2 separate regions of the Homo sapiens genome follow, and region 1 is linked to region 2. The links are chromatin loops, found by intact Hi-C in ENCODE. Cell type or tissue: Calu3. All regions are shown on one strand.

What was found. A loop is a pair of places that touch in the nucleus more often than their neighbours do. Peaks named below come from ENCODE experiments on the same cell type or tissue, not always from the same donor. Only the 100,000 strongest peaks of a DNase experiment are listed, where the experiment ranks them.
Region 1: it touches region 2 in a loop (2.9-fold over the local background); 2 of 110 quality-filtered maps call a loop at or near these places.

The regions. Positions count from the first base shown.
Region 1 is chr12:96,578,714-96,586,713 of GRCh38, forward strand. CFAP54 (cilia and flagella associated protein 54) reads left to right here. Exons shown (of 68, transcript NM_001306084.2): 21 at 1,884-1,976; 22 at 2,207-2,392. Among named protein-coding and RNA genes, the nearest start is that of CFAP54, 93 kb to the left of the region's middle. In Calu3, no CTCF peak of the experiment used is centred here; a DNase peak (open chromatin) is centred at 28.
Region 2 is chr12:96,716,814-96,724,813 of GRCh38, forward strand. CFAP54 (cilia and flagella associated protein 54) reads left to right here. Exons shown (of 68, transcript NM_001306084.2): 49 at 1,630-1,709; 50 at 3,592-3,752. Among named protein-coding and RNA genes, the nearest start is that of NEDD1, 190 kb to the right of the region's middle. RefSeq lists enhancers at 3,323-3,502, 3,523-3,632. In Calu3, no CTCF peak of the experiment used is centred here; DNase peaks (open chromatin) are centred at 3,368 and 3,718.

The DNA.
Region 1 (8,000 bases), 140 kb before region 2:
ATCAGCACTAGATGGTGCTATGGGCTTAAATAAGTTTTCTGGGTTGAGGCTTCAGCCATCTTTTGTTTTCTCAAAATCTCTTGTTGAGGCATTCATTTCATTAAAATCTACTTTTGTAGTTGAAAATGCTAATGTTATTTATATTACGTATAAACTGTTCTAAAGTTAGTACTGATTTGTTCATGATGTCTCTACCCTTATGTAGATTCTAATTACACATTGTTTCTTAGAGTTACATAAACTGATATGTCTTCATCTGTGGAACAAAATAAAAATATAAAGCCTGCTTGTAAAAATGCTTTTAGAGAGAATTTTACCCTCCAAATTCTGGTTTATATAATAGAACTTGGAGCAATAGTGATATAAATCATAGAACATAGTCTTTCTGCCTTTTTTCTTCTTTGAAAAATAGTATCTTTTTGCATGGGAAATCAAAGGAAGTTAGTTTTGCATTTTTTTTTTCTGAGATTCATCTGATTTTTTTTTTCTACCCTATTCTCCAGCTTCAGGTTCCTTCTGTGTTCTCTTTGTCCTGTTCTGCCTTTGACTAGTGCTTTTTAATCAGTTGTGCATATCACAGTCACCTGAGAAATGTTCTTTGGAAAGACAAAGATGCGGAAACTTGCATCAGAAATTCTAATTCATTGAAGCTAGACAGGCTTGGGTATCTGTAATTTACAAAAATGGTTCATTCTGTACAAATTTGTATTTTAAAGAAGTAATTCTGGAGCACAGTCAGTGTTGAGAACCACTTGTGTCAATTGGACATAGTTAGTATTTTTCTGTTGACCTGAAGGAAGGAGTAGCAGGCACAAGCTGTAAGACGTAGTTGTATTTAGAGACAATTGTATTTTTTTTAGAGGCAATTGTATTTTTCCTTCTTTCTAGCTTGCCTTGTAGTTTAGGAGTTGCCTCTGGGAAGAAGGTAATGACACAGTCATGACCCCTATAACCCTCAGCAGTATGGCTTGTTCATAATACTACCCCGTCAGGTGTCACCTAGCTCCCTTTTTCTCTGTAGGGAGAATAGTTCATTCCAATAATGAATCTTCATTATCTTGACACCTCGGCGAAAGGATCATTGTCTAACTATTTAATCAAGGTTAAATTTTGTTGTTTCTGTGGGATTTATATTTTATGTTTGATTTATGTCTAATGTTTTTATTTAAAATATAAAATTAAACTAAATATAAAAATTATCAAAGTAATATCATGTTTCAGAAAATGTATAAATTGGAGAAAAAAATTGGCCCATTATTTACCTATCATCTTACCATTTTATCATCCAAATCCTACTGCTGTTCTTATTTAGGGGTGTTTTCTTCTAGGCTTTTTCATATGTATTTTTATATTTTATTTAAAATAATATATTTTAGTATCTTGCTTCTCTTTCCACTTGCTTTTTTTGTCATACATTATCATGTAAAATATGAAAATCACTTGAGTGTTAATCTTTTTTTTTACATCAAGACAAAGTCATTTTAGGAGTCAACCCTGCCACTATCTGTCTGATCTTAGGCAAAGTTATTTAACATCTCTGCATCTCCATTTCCTGTGAAGCAAAATGACAATAGTAATCCCATCTCATAGAGTTGTGCATATTAGAAAATATCTGTAAATTTCCTAACAGTACTTAGCAGTAGGAACTGTTCAATTAATGGTGGTTAAAATAATTAATAATGAATAATATCTTAGTCTTAATTGCCTCAGTAAACTAGCTAAGGTTACTTTTACTCTTTAAAGATTAAACCTAAGTATATTTGTAAACTTGGATTTCATGTTTTAAAACCTGAATCATTACATTTTTATTTAGAAAAGTATTTTTTTTGTTACATTGATATAAAAGAATGCCTTTTAAACAGGCTCATTTTTCTCGTCGGCAGGTCTCCTGGTACTGCATTTTGGGTTGCAAAGCAGAAGGAAGTTATGGAAAAGTACGGCTAAACAATAATCATCTCCCAAATTCAGGAGAAGCGGTACGTCAAATTAAACATCAGGAAATCTTACTGAAGCCTTTAATGATAATTAAATTTTTAAATGAAGTCATTGTTTTGGTGAATCTCTCTAATTTCCACCTGAATCATAACTAAAATCCAACAATGAAAGAAAAAGGTTTTTTTTTAATAGAAGGTTTACTTAATTGTATTTTAAAAGTCATGTTATTTTAATTTTTCATGTATAACTTGAAATATATTTTTCTTAATAGATACCAGCTGACGGTAAAAGTGTTTTTGAAGTGAAAGGTTTAGAAACCAATGAAAAGTATGTATTTGCAGTTGCTGCCTATTCTAACAACGGAAAGCTTGTCGGTGGTGCTATTGGGGAGACAACTAAACCAATTCTGGTTTATCCCCCTCTTTCTACTATTACTGCTCGGATGTTCCTGACACAGGTAGAAAAGATTTCTGCTAATTTTTTCCACTGTGTTTTTTTTTCCATTAAGCAGTTATGAAGTAATTTCTGATGGAAATAAAAATCACAGCAGATATTCTAAAGCTCCTATAACACATATTATCCATTACTACAGTTTTGTCTCATAAAATATGAATCATTCCTTCTCTTATTAGTAAATTTGCTTTTTGACAATAACATTTTTTCCCCTGGATTACAAATGTAACACATATATATTAATTTTAGAAATGCTGGAAAACACTGAAATGCATAAAGAAGAAAATAAATGTTATCTGTTATCCTATCATCCAGAGTAGCAGAGTTCTTACCCTGGGGCAATTTTGTCAATGTCTAGAGAAATTTTCAGTTGTCACAAACTAGAGGGGTGCTACTGGCATCTAGTGAGTAGAGGCCAGGGAGGCTGATAAACATCCTACAATGTACCGGATAGCCCGCATAGCAAAGAATTATCCAGCATAAAATGTCAGTGGTGTCAAGATTGAGAAACCCTAATCCAGAGATATCCTTTTATTTTTGTGTATCTATCTGCCTATTTATCTATCTAATTAATATATATATATATATACATGCACACACACGTGTATATGAATTTATGTACAATATATAATTTAAATCATAGTATACATATTATTTTACATCCTGATATTTTCACTTAACATATAATTGACATTGCTGTATTCCATTAAGTATTCTTCCAAAACATAATTTTTAATGGTTCCATGGCATTGAATCTTATGGATATATAATAGTTTGTTAGTAATTCTCCATTGCTAAACATCTAGATACTTTCCAGTCTTTTGCTATTATAAACAAAGCTATGATGCCCAACTTTGTATATAAATCTTTACCTACATCCATGATTACTTTCTTAGGGTAAATTTATAAAAGTAAAACTTCTGGATCAGTAGAGGCAGAGAGACCTGAGTTCAAATTCCAGCTTCTCACACTATCACAGCCATGTGATAGTGGACAAGTAATTTTCATCTGTGAAGCAAGAGTAGCAGTAGTAGCTACTTCCCAGAGGTATTATGAGTATTAAATGGAATTATGCCTGTCAAATATTATCACACAGTAGGCATTGAATAAATAGTATTGTTTTTAGTTAGGGATATACTCATGAATTAATGTTTTTTGTCGAAATAGTTGTTGCCTGACTTAAAACATGTCATCAGTGAAGAGGATGCTAGGAAGAGTGACTCATTGACATAGGTCTCAAGTATCTAATTTTAAGCCTATTCTTGACTGTAGAGCTGATGGCTTTTCTAAATTTTGTCATATTTCTATTCTATTTTCTCTTAATAGTTGATTAGTAATATAAGATAAGATCTTAGTGGCATTTTATATAGCATATTTTTCAAAGAAAATTAAATTGAGAGAATTACTAGGATTTGTCTAGTATTGGTTTAGCGTGTCATACTGGCTCATGGTTTTCTGATGTTTTGGTATCTTTGGAATCTAATATATTCCCTAATTTGCAGTGATGGAGTTATTGTGAGGAACTGAATATTTCATCAAGGCCTAATTTTTCTCCAGGGAGTGGTTTGACTCTTGGGCTTAATTTGGTAGAACTTTCATTGAAAGTTAATAAAACTAAGTCAGAGCTATACTGCTGGGATAATGAGTAGTGTCATGAAGTAATGACCTGTGTTTCTTTACTGACACTATATTTGCAGTTCTGTAGTTTATTTATGATGGTTTATGTGCATTCTGTCTCATAATGTTAAGAGGCTAAAGCAAAGCTTTCTCACTTATTAAACCTCCTTAATTTATAACTTAAGTTTAAGCTTTTAAGTTTCAGCAAGTTAATGTACCTCTATTTTGTAAGTGCAATCTAATTTTCATGAGAGTGGTTAGTTTCTAGTTTCAGGACAGTTCTTTTCTTTAAAACATATTATTATAAATATTTGATAGTAAAGCATGGAGACGTTTCACTAAATGCCTGTGATTAACTTGGCTTTTGGGACTTTAGGTTGTACTTTTTACTCAGCATTATTCTGTAAATATTAATAAAATCAAGTGAATCTCTACTAGGCTTTCCCTAAATGTAGAAGGCTATTAGTTTAGTGTATCTGGAAATTTTTTTTTGAGGAAACTTTTTGAATTATCTATTTTCTGTGGCTATTTTCTCTTCTTTTTAGACTATTTCTTTTTATTCCTCCTCGTTAAGTAGAAAATGACTAGATAATATCATATAAATGTAGAAGAGTAGAAATCTGTGAGCAGGATTCTGATCTTGACCTTGGAGACTGATTTTAGGCAAATTGGTCTCAATTTTCCTATCTGTAAAATGGATGTAAGACAAAATGCCATATTTGAGTGAATTGTTGAACTACCAAATCAAGTAGTGAGTGGGCACAATGGCTTACTGAGATAAGAAAAGGAGGAATATCGTTTATTTAAGAACTACTGTGTACCAGGCATTTAAAATTTATTATTCCACTTATTATAATAACTCCATGAGGTAGTATGATTACTTTTCTTTTATAGTTGAAGGAACAGATTAATTTAATCCTTCCTCTGCCAAACCCACTGTATCCCTAAAAGGGTGTCTCAGGGAGGTTAAGAAATGTACCCAAGGTTGCTCAGGTAGCAGATGTCAAGCCTGACACTTGGACCAGCTCATGCCTTTGGACTGCTCTGTCCAGGTTCCAGGAAGTCATGTATTGGACACCTAACATGTGCCAAGTCTCCTAGAGCCTGCATCTCTCCAATCTATTAAGTGACCCTCTGCTCCTTAGAGAGCTCCTCTTCTCTTTAACCCTCTTCCTTCCCTTTCACTGTCTTTACCTCTTCCTCTATCAATTTTCTTTTTATTCTCTCCCTGTGTTGGTGTTAATCAGCAGGTCTTCATGATCTGTATTGGCAGTAGAGTTTGATGTTGGAACATGAATGCTTTGTCAGCAATCACGATGGTGGCAGGTGAAGGGGAAATGAAGTTCACACGACTCCCACTTTGTATGTGAATTCATTAAAACCCATTATTAATCAAAACTCCTTTTATTAATAATGGTTTGTCTTTTGTCTATTTTATTTTTCATTCAAATAAAAAAAAAATAGGCCCAGTGTAGTGGCTCACGCCTGTAATCCCAGCACTTTGGCAGGCTGAGGGAGGCAGATTGCTTGAGGTCAGGAGTTCAAGACCAGCCTGGGCAACATGGCGAAACCCTGTCTCTATTAAAAATACAAAAATTAGCCAGATGTGGTGGCACGCACCTGTAATCCCAGCTACTTAGGAGGCTGAGGTGGGAGGATTGCTTGGGCCCAGGAGGTGGAGGTTGCAGTGAGCCAAGATTATGCCACTGCATTTCAGCCTGAGTGACAGAGCGAGACCCTGTCTTAAAAACAACAACAATAACAACAAAAAGAGTTTTAACTCTTCTTTTCCCTCTCATCCTCTAACTGAAGATTACCACTCTTTCCACTCATCTATTATTTATGGATGAATCATTTAGTCAATGTTTATCTTGTGCCAAGTTATATGCTAGATGTCATCACTTCATCCTTTGAAATATGTTTTTTTTTTTTATCAATCTCATTACAATGACAGTAATACTTGTTTAGATAATTCTGACTTATAGTTTCAGTTAAAACCCTGATTGCAAGTCATGGAACCAGCTCAGCTTGGGGTAATGCAGCTAGGCCCTGGGAATGCAGCAGAGTCCAAGCAGCTCTAGGTCTCATACTTCTGGTTCACCCTGTGCGTCTGCTTTCTTGTATTTTTCTCTAAACATTAGCTTTCATTACTTCTCCATCTTTGGAGGAAAGGTGGCAGTTCCTGAGTTTTTATATATCCCTCAATTTAAGCTATAAATGGAGATCAGCTGACTAGCCTCTAACTGTGGCTCCAAATTCCTGGGAAAGAGAATGTGATTGGCCCACCCAGTATAATAAAGAGTCTGATCTCTCTCTCTCTCTTTTTTTTTTTTTCTTGAAATGATCTTACTCTGTTGCCCAGGCTGGAATGCCGCTGATCTCATTTTCGATGTTTGACAACTGACTTGTGACTTGTTTTTATTTTTTTGACTTCTTTTTATTATTTATTTATTTTTCTTTGAGTTGGAGTCTCACTCTGTTGCCCAGGCTGGAGTGCAGTGGTGCGATCTCAGCTTACTGCAACCTCCACCTCCCGTGTTCAAGCCATTCTCCTGCCTCAGCCTCCTGTGTAGCTGGGATTACAGGCGTGTGCCACCATACCTGGCTAATTTTTGTATTTTTAGAAGAGATAGGATTTCATCATGTTGTTTGAAAACGTTAGGGCTTTTACTCTAGCTGTTCCTTCTGCAAATGCTCTTCCCCCAGAGAGCCATTCCCTCATCTCCTTCAAGTCTCTGCTTAAATCTCACCTTCCTTGATCACCCTATTTAATATTGTAATCTACCTTCCATTCCCCCACTTCACAGACCTAAGACTGGTCACGAACTCCTGACCTCAGGTGATCTGCCCACATTGGCCTCCCAAGGTGCTGGGATTACAGGCATGAGCCACAGCGCCTGGCTGCAACTTGTTTTTAAACCTCACCCTTCTTTTTGCCTTTGGCCCCACATCTGGGCAGGATGATAAGAAGGCCTATGAGCTCTCCTTTTTATTTTGTGGCAGCAGGAAATTTAAACCTTACAGCCAGCATGGACTTTCCCCAGTCCTATCTCTCAACTCCTATGAAGGCCCAACCTGCTTTCTCCCTCTGCTTTGCCCAAGCCAGCCCAGACAGTCATGTGCCTGCCAAGCTTTCCCAAGAAGTCCCTTGTGTAAGCAATATACTTTCTCTCAAATTTTCCTGCTGTATGGAGTGTCATCAGTCTTAACATCAGAACCACACTTTGGATGGGGGCCCATCTTGCTTTGCAGGGGAGTCTCTAACAACCTTGTTATAGTCTAGTACAACTGCTGGGTGTCCTTCTCTGTGGGTAGAGGGATATTATCAGGAAAAGAGGATTTTTAAATTCACTCAACACATTATTTGAGTGCTTACTCTGTGCCAGGCATTGCCCCAGGTTAGTGACTCTAAAACTTGAGTGCACATAGGAATGACTTGGAGTACTGGTTAAGCAGATTGCTGGATGCCACTGCCAGAGTTTATGATTCACTAGGCCTGAGTTTGGGTCTGGGAATTTGCATTTCTAACAAGTTCCTGGGTGATGCTGAGGCCCAGGGACCATACTTTGAGAACTGCTGTTCTAAGCAACGTGAACAGAATGCCATGGTAGGAGATAGGTAATAAACAATGACCACAGTAAACAAGTAAATTATCTAGTATTTCAGAAGATAATGAATGCTATGGAAAAACCAAGTGGAGTATGTAAAACGAATTGGAAATGTGAAGTAGGGGAATGGAAGGTAGATTACAATATTAAATAGGGTGATCAAGGAAGGCGAGATTTAAGTAGAGACTTGAAGGAGATGAGGGAATGGCTCTCTGGGGGAAGAGCATTTACAGAAGGAACAGCTAGAGCAAAAGCCCTAAGGTTTTCAGAAGTGTACCTGGTATGCTTGGTAAACAGCAGGAAGCTTGTGTGACTGGAGCAGAGGGACCCATGGAGAGTAAAAGGGACAGGTCAAAGAGCTAAGGTGTGAGTGGGTAGATGGGGAGC
Region 2 (8,000 bases):
AGAGGCCAGGAAGTATAGCTTGCCAGGTGCTCAGAAAGGAGAGGAGTATGCATATAAGTGAACATGATTAGTCTGAAACACAGATCCTAGATATGGTGTTATTTTTGCTGGTCATCCCATTGGGGTTCCTGTTTTGTTGGTATCAGCTATGCAATGGAGAAGGTGAAGTCAGTGAGATGTAGAGTGGCAGGCAGGTAACTAGCCTTCCTAAGGCATCAGGACTCCTATATCTCTTCGCCTATGGATGGCCTATCTGTCTAGCTCTTCTTTTTATTCTAGAGGAGAACACTCATGTGGGACCCATGTTAATTTTATCACACATGGGTTCATGAAAATGTCTAGGTTAAACTCTTCCTAGGGTCTTTTGTATGGTAACATGCATTCCAGGCTTCTTTTGTACCACGTTCAGGCATTTGGTTTGTCTCCATCATTGTCTCTGTCATTCTTACTTTCTCCCTTAGGTGAAAAAGCCCAGTCCCAGATCCTCCTGCTGGGCCTTCCAAGAGCCCTAGCCCTCCCTCATCCTCAGCTGACCCCTAGATTCAGACCCTCATAATTTAGGAGACTAGCCAGGTAGGGAAGTGTTGCTGTTGAAAGAGGAGAGGAAGTTCGGTGTATTAAGTTCCATGTTATTTCAGAATTTTTCTTTGTACTTAACAAACTTAATTTCTTCAGGTGGATATATTTTTCTGTCATTTGTAGTCAAATGATTTGTGGTTTATCTTTCTCTCCCACAGTCTAGAAGCCCAGTTGAATGAAGCAGGCAAAGACTGTGATCTGAATTCTCTCACTTCTCCCCTGTTCAGAATAAGAGCAGGCTTTGGATCGTGGATGGAGATTTTGAAAGAGATATTTGAGTATTGTGGATTATGCTCTTCCAGCTGGTCTCACGCTCAGCTCTTAGACTGAGGGGCTTGTTCACATCAGCAGAACTGATGCTTCCATGGAGATCTTATTGAAATGTTAGAAATATCTGGAAGAGGGCTTTCAGGAGTCCTGGGATCCCAGAAGAGGAAAAACTATATCAGTAGCCAATAACTTGAATAACATCACTAAATACCTAAAAAATTCTTTCAGAATTGTCTGATTTGTTGTAAGAATCAGCTTCAGCCTTCTAATATATGACATTAGGGACTATTTGATACAGGAATATGTTTCTATATTCCCGTGTTTCTATATTATCATTGTGTTTTTTAAAAAATTATTAAACTTATGGATAGTTTTCCTGTGAATGATGAGTTTTAAAAACTATTAATAGAATTAGGGTGGGTGCAGTGGCTCATGCCTATAATCCCAGCACTTTGGGAGGCCGAGGTGGGCAGATCACTTGAGCTCAGGAGTTCAAGACTAGCCTGGGCAACATAGTGAAACCCCATCTCTACAGAAAATACAAAAATTAGCCGGGCATGGTGGTGTGCGCCCGTAGTCCCAGCTACTCGGGAGGCTGAGGTGAGAAGATGGCTTGAGCCCAGGAGGTGAAGGTTGCAGTGAGCTGAGATTGTGCCACTGTGCTCCAGCCTGGGTGACAGAGCCAGACCCTGTCTCAAAATAAAATAAAATAAACCTAGAATTAATATTTAAACTAACCATAGATATCCTTGGTCCTTCCAAAATTTTGTGTCTTTATAGAGATATATTCAAAGGATGATGGAAGTTCATTTTATAATCTTACAAAACTTAAAGATGAGATCACTCTTAGCATGCTAAAGGTAAGTTTGAAACTGTTTTCAAACCATTAAGTTAGTTACCAAAAATCCACTATTAGGCCCTGGATGGGCCTGCTTTCAGAGTTATGCTTGCTCTTGTGAGAGCAGTTACCTTTTCTTGTGTAAGAATGGGTTGGAGCCAGAGGTGGAGTTTACTCCTCATGAGAAAAGTAGATGTCCAGTGGTGTCCAGCTTTGACTTCACAACCTGATTAAGGTGCTTCAGAAAATATGATTCGGCTGGGCGCGGTGGCTCACACCTGTAATCCCAGCACTTTGGGAGGCCGAGGTGGGCGGATCACCTGAGGTCGGGAGTTCAAGACCAGCCTGACCAACATGGAGAAATCCTGTCTCTACTAAAAATACAAAATTAGCTGGGTGTGATGGCGCATGCCTGTAATTCTAGCTACTCAGGAGGCTGAGGCAGGAGAATCGCTTGAACCCAGGAGGCAGAGGTTGCAGTGAGTCAATATCACGCCACTGCATTCTATTCTGGGCAAAAAGAGCGAAACTCCATTTCAAAAAAAAAAACAACAAAGAAACATGATTCATTATTTGGTGGGATATGAGTATTCCATCCCGTTTATCATTTCCCAATAATAGTGATGACAATGGCATCAACAGCTTTTGCATGATTATTTAATTTTTATAACTTTATGATGTAGGTAGTAATCATTTTGAACTGTGCTGTGCTGAACCATGAGAAAACTGAGGCTTAGACATCTAAGAATTTGACTAATATCATACAACTAATAAAATATAGATCCAGGAGAAGGACTACATCTTTTTGATTCAAAATCCATGTTCTTAAACATTATACTGAATTGCCCTAATATTTATATAATATTCACTGCTCTGCACAAATACATTTTTAGTGGCCTGTCACTTGAAAGATTGGTTGGTCCCTTTATCTTCTGCCATGTTAGGCTGCTATTTACTATTGATTGTCTACTGTAAAAATCTCATTATCTTCACATTACCAACTAGGTGACCATACTTTAACTTGAAATACAGTTGATCCACATTATTCACAGATTCTGTGTTTGCTAATTTGCAGATCTACTGAAATTTATTTGTAGCCTGAAAATCAACACTCTTGGCACTCTGTTGGCTATTCGTGAACACACGCAGAGCACAGAAAAATTTGAGCTGCTCAATGCACGTATTCCCAGCTGAGTTGAACAAGGAGATGCTCTGACTTTTTGTTGCCACTCTCATACTGTAAACAAGTGTCCTTTTCACGGTCTATTTAGTACCATGCTTTTTGAATTTTTGTCAATATTTACAATGACCCTCCAGCATAGTGCTGAAGTGCTGTGGAGCATTTCTAAGTTAAGAGGGCTGTGGTGTCCCTTATGGAGAAGCTATGTGTGTTAGATAAGCTTCCTTCAGAAGTGAGTGCTATTGGCTGTGAGTTCAAGGTTAGCAAATTAACAGTATATATTAAATATACTGTTATATATCCTTAGCCATAAACACACATTAAACAAGGAGGCTGTGTATTGAGCAGTTAATGAAAATGTTGTGACCAGAGGCTCTCGGGTACTTTTCTCCATGTCTCCCCTAGGAGCAATGGCTCAGTATCCAGTAATCAGTGTTTGCAAGAACTTTATAGAACATAACTACTGTGAATAGTAAGCACCAGCTGTGCACACAAGAAAAGGTCACTGTCATGCATGCTGACGCTTGCTTTCACTTTCCTTTTCGTTTTCTGTTGCCTTTTTCCTTTTTGCTGAACTCTCTTCTCTGGTAATTAGATACCAAGTTCCTTTTTGGTCTTCCATTCATTGTTACTTTTCAGTACATGAAAAATATTTGCTAAAGAAGAAAGAGACAGTATTTGTATTATTTCTGAACTCACGTGATGTATGGTATCCTTTCCTTAGTCGATGTTACTGATGGAAGCTGAGGACAGGCTAAACTTCCTTCTGTCCGAGGTGGAACAGAAGACCCTGTCTCAGTGCTCCGCTGGCGAGCTGGAGATTGTGGTGGAGGCCCGGCTTCAGCTGGCTGCAGTTGCTCTGCAGAGGCACCGGGCGGCATACAGGTGCGTCTCTCCATGCACAGGGGAGGGATACCTTTGAAGAGAGTTCCTTCACCCTAGTTTATTAAATAGACTTAAATTTTATGTAAGTTTTAGAAATTCCTATATCCATAGTATGCTTGCTTTTTATTATTCAGGGAAGTTTTCATACATGATTTCACTTAAAATTATAGCTCTGGCTGGGTGTGGTGGCTCATGCCTGTAATCCCAGCACTTTGGGAGGCTGAGGTGGGCAGATCACTTGAGGCCAGGAGTTGGAGACCAGGCTGGCCAACACGAAGAAACCCTGTCTCTACTAAAATATGAAAATTAACCAGGCTTTGTGGCGGCACATGTAATCCCAGCTACTCGGGAGGCTAAGGCAGGAGAATCACTTGAGCCCGGGAGGCAGAGGTTGCAGTGAGCTGAGATTGCCCCTCTGTACTCCAGCCTGGATGACAGAGCAAGACTCTGTCTCAAAAAAAAAAAAAATTACAGTTCTCAATAAAGCAATTATTTTATGAAGGCACACAGCTGGGTTGTTTAATTTCATATATAGAATGAACAAATTAACAATGCTTTGATTTTTTTATACATTTAATTTACTTTTTAAAAAGACTAAACCTTTTTACGAATAAAAGCTATGGAGTGTTTTCTTTTTTTCTAAAACATTGACTTAAAATATTAAAAACAAACCTATTTTGAAAAAGTAAGTTTCTGCATCATATTGCACTGAACTGTTTAATAAACTGTTGTAGGTAGCTAATTATTTAAATGTGCTGCAATTGTTAGTGTCAGCTCTTTCATTTAGTTTGTTCATCGATTTATTTATTTAGTCAACCAGTATCTGTTAACTCTCTCACTGCCAGGCTCTGATCTAGGCAGTGAAGATATAAAGATGCATAGAATACAATTTCTGTATCCATATGCTCACAGATATATAAGCAGTCAGGTAGAGTAGTAAAAATAATATTACAGCGCTTTTTTCATATTTAATAATATGGACATCCACATTCAAGAGTTTCTCCATGCCATTTGTGATAAACACTTCTATCATGAGGTCCTCTGACACATTCAATAGTGATTCATCTAATAATGCATACATTTCTTATCATTCATTAATTCGTTTAAAAAATAAGTTTGTGCACTTTCAATATGCTAGGCACTGTTCTAAGCTCCTGGCAAGTATCAGTGGCCCAATACTCATATATACAGTCTAAACAAAATATATAACAATATTGTGCAAAATCTTGCCCTATATTCTAATAGATAATAAACATGCTGGCAATAAACTATAAACACAAGTAAATTACAGAGTGTGGGCAAAAATGATAAGTGCTATGGAGAATATAAGGAGTAGAGGTTGGAGGGGGACGAGTTACCATTTTAAAATCGTGTGGTTGTAATAAGTGTGACTCCATTTTGATGTTCAATGGCTGACAGCTTTCAAGCCCGACCACTGTCCTTCTCTTTCTGCCCCTGACCTGAGCAAGCAGATAAGAAAGCCCATCTGTTCCCTCCTTTGGTGTTAGTGGAAAGTTCAAACCATGTAAGTCCTGGCCCATGTGCAGGAACTCTTACCTCAGTGCCACCCACCAACCACCATAAAACTCCAAGCCAGTCTCTTTTCCTTACTTTCTCCATACATTTTCCCACCTGTTTGGGAACCTGCTCTGATCTTCTTGCAAGGTCTCTTTATGTGAGCAGTACCCCATTTCATACCCTCTTGACGTGTGTGTATCTGGGATCAGTCGTGACATCTGAACCACATTTTGGGTGGTCAGGGCAGGCTTCATTGATGAGGTGACATCTGAACAAAGTACTTAAATGAGAGAATTATCCATGCAAATATCTATAGACAAAGTGTTACAGGCCATGGAGACATGCCTGATACATGTTTGAGGGACACCTCCAGGCCTCTTGTGGCTGGGGTGGAGTGAGTGAGGGGCAGAGTTGCAAGGGAGATCGGCAAAGAGGTAACTGGTGGACAAGGAGATTACATAAGACCTTTTGGCCAGGGTAAAGACTGACTTTGAGTGAAGTGGGGAGTCATTGTGGAGTTTTGAGCAGAGGAGTGACATGATCTGATTTTCATTGTAAAGGGTTGGCTCTTGCTGCTAGTGTGAGAATTGATTATAAGAGGAAAAGGGTGTGAAAGCAAGGAGATGAATTAAGGAGGCTATTATAATAACAGAAATATGGTGGTGTTTCTTACCAGTGTGATAGCACTGGAGGTAATGAGAAGTATTTGGATTCTGAGTAAATTTTGAAGGTAGAGCCATTCTGTTTTACAGATATTGGATGTAAGTTGTGAGAAAAAGAGAGGAGTCAAAAAAGAAGTGGTCATTAACTGAAATGGGGAGGTTGTAGGGGTGCAGCTTATTTAGGGGAAACACCAGGAATTAAAATTTGGATGTATGTAGTTTGAGATGCCCTTAGATGTACAATTGAAGATGTCAAGTATTCTGAGAGTCTTTAGAATATAGACAGTGTTATTCAAATCTTCCCAGCATAAAGAAAAGATAAATGTGTAAGGTGATGGATATACCAATCACTGCTATTTAATTATTACACATTATGTAATGTATCAAAATATTTTATGTACCCTGGAAGTATATATGTCTATTAAGCATCAATAAAAATACAATGATAAGAATAATACAAATTTAAAAGTACAGTATAACAACTAAAAAAAGTAAAGACAGAATTTTAATACTGGATGAGCTCCGTTAGGGGGTATAAATAGATGGAAGAGAGAAAAGGACCAAGGATCAAGCCCTGAGTTTTGTACTCCAACTTTACGAGACTGGGGAGAAAATGAGGAACCAGAAAGGGGACTGAGAAGAAGTGACCAGTAAGATAGAAGAAAACCAAGAGATTATGGAACCCTGAAAGCCAAGTGAAGAAAGTGGTTGAGGAGAATGGAGTGACCAACTGTGCCACAAGCTTCTGATAGATTGAGTAAGGTAAGGATAGAGAGTTGACCCCTGGATTTAGCATGGAGGCCAATGGTGACCTTCACAGGAGTAACTTTAGAAGATGCTTGGGAAAGATTATGTTTAGAGTTGTTTATGAGAGAATGGGAAGAGAGAAACTGGAGCCCACAAATAAAGATGATTCTTTTTTTTTTCTTTTTTTAAATTATTATTATTATACTTTAAGTTTTAGGGTACATGTGCACAGTGTGCAGGTTAGTTACATATGTATACATGTGCCATGCTGGTGTGCTGCACCCATTAACTTGTCATTTAGCATTAGGTATATCTCCTAATGCTATCCCTCCCCCCTCCCCCCACCCCACAACAGTCCCCAGAGTGTGATGTTCCCCTTCCTGTGTCCATGTGTTCTCAGTGTTCAGTTCCCATCTATGAGTGAGAACATGCGGTGTTTGGTTTTTTGTCCTTGCAATAGTTTACTGAGAATGATGACTTCCAATTTCATCCATGTCCCTACAAAGGACATGATCTCATCATGTTTATGGCTGCATAGTATTCCATGGTGTATATGTGCCAGTTTCTTAATCCAGTCTATCATTGATGGACATTTGGGTTGGTTCCAAGTCTTTGCTATTGTGAATAGTGCCGCAATAAACATACATGTGCATGTGTCTTTATAGCAGCATGATTTATAGTCCTTTGGGTATATACCCAGTAATGGGATGGCTGGGTCAAATGGTATTTCTAGTTCTAGATCCCTGAGGAATCGCCACACTGACTTCCACAATGGTTGAACTAGTTTACAGTCCCACCAACAGTGTAAAAGTGTTCCTATTTCTCCACATCCTCTCCAGCACCTGTTGTTTCCTGACTTTTTAATGATTGCCATTCTAACTGGTGTGAGATGGTATCTCATTGTGGTTTTGATTTGCATTTTTCTGATGGCCAGTGATGATGAGCATTTTTTCAGGTGTCTTTTGGCTGCATAAATGTCTTCTTTTGAGAAGTGTCTGTTCATATCCTTTGCCCATTTTTGATGGGGTTGTTTGTTTTTTTCTTGTAAATTTGTTTGAGTTCATTGTAGATTCTGGATATTAGCCCTTTGTCAGATGAGTAGGTTGCGAAAATTTTCTTCCATTTTGTAGGTTGCCTGTTCACTCTGATGGTAGTTTCTTTTGCTGTGCAGAAGCTCTTTAGTTTAATTAGATCCCATTTGTCAATTTTGGCTTTTGTTGCCATTGCTATTGGTATTTTAGACATGAAGTCCTTGCCCATGCCTATTTCCTGAATGGTAATGCCTAGGTTTTCTTCTAGGGTTTTTATGGTTTTAGGTCTA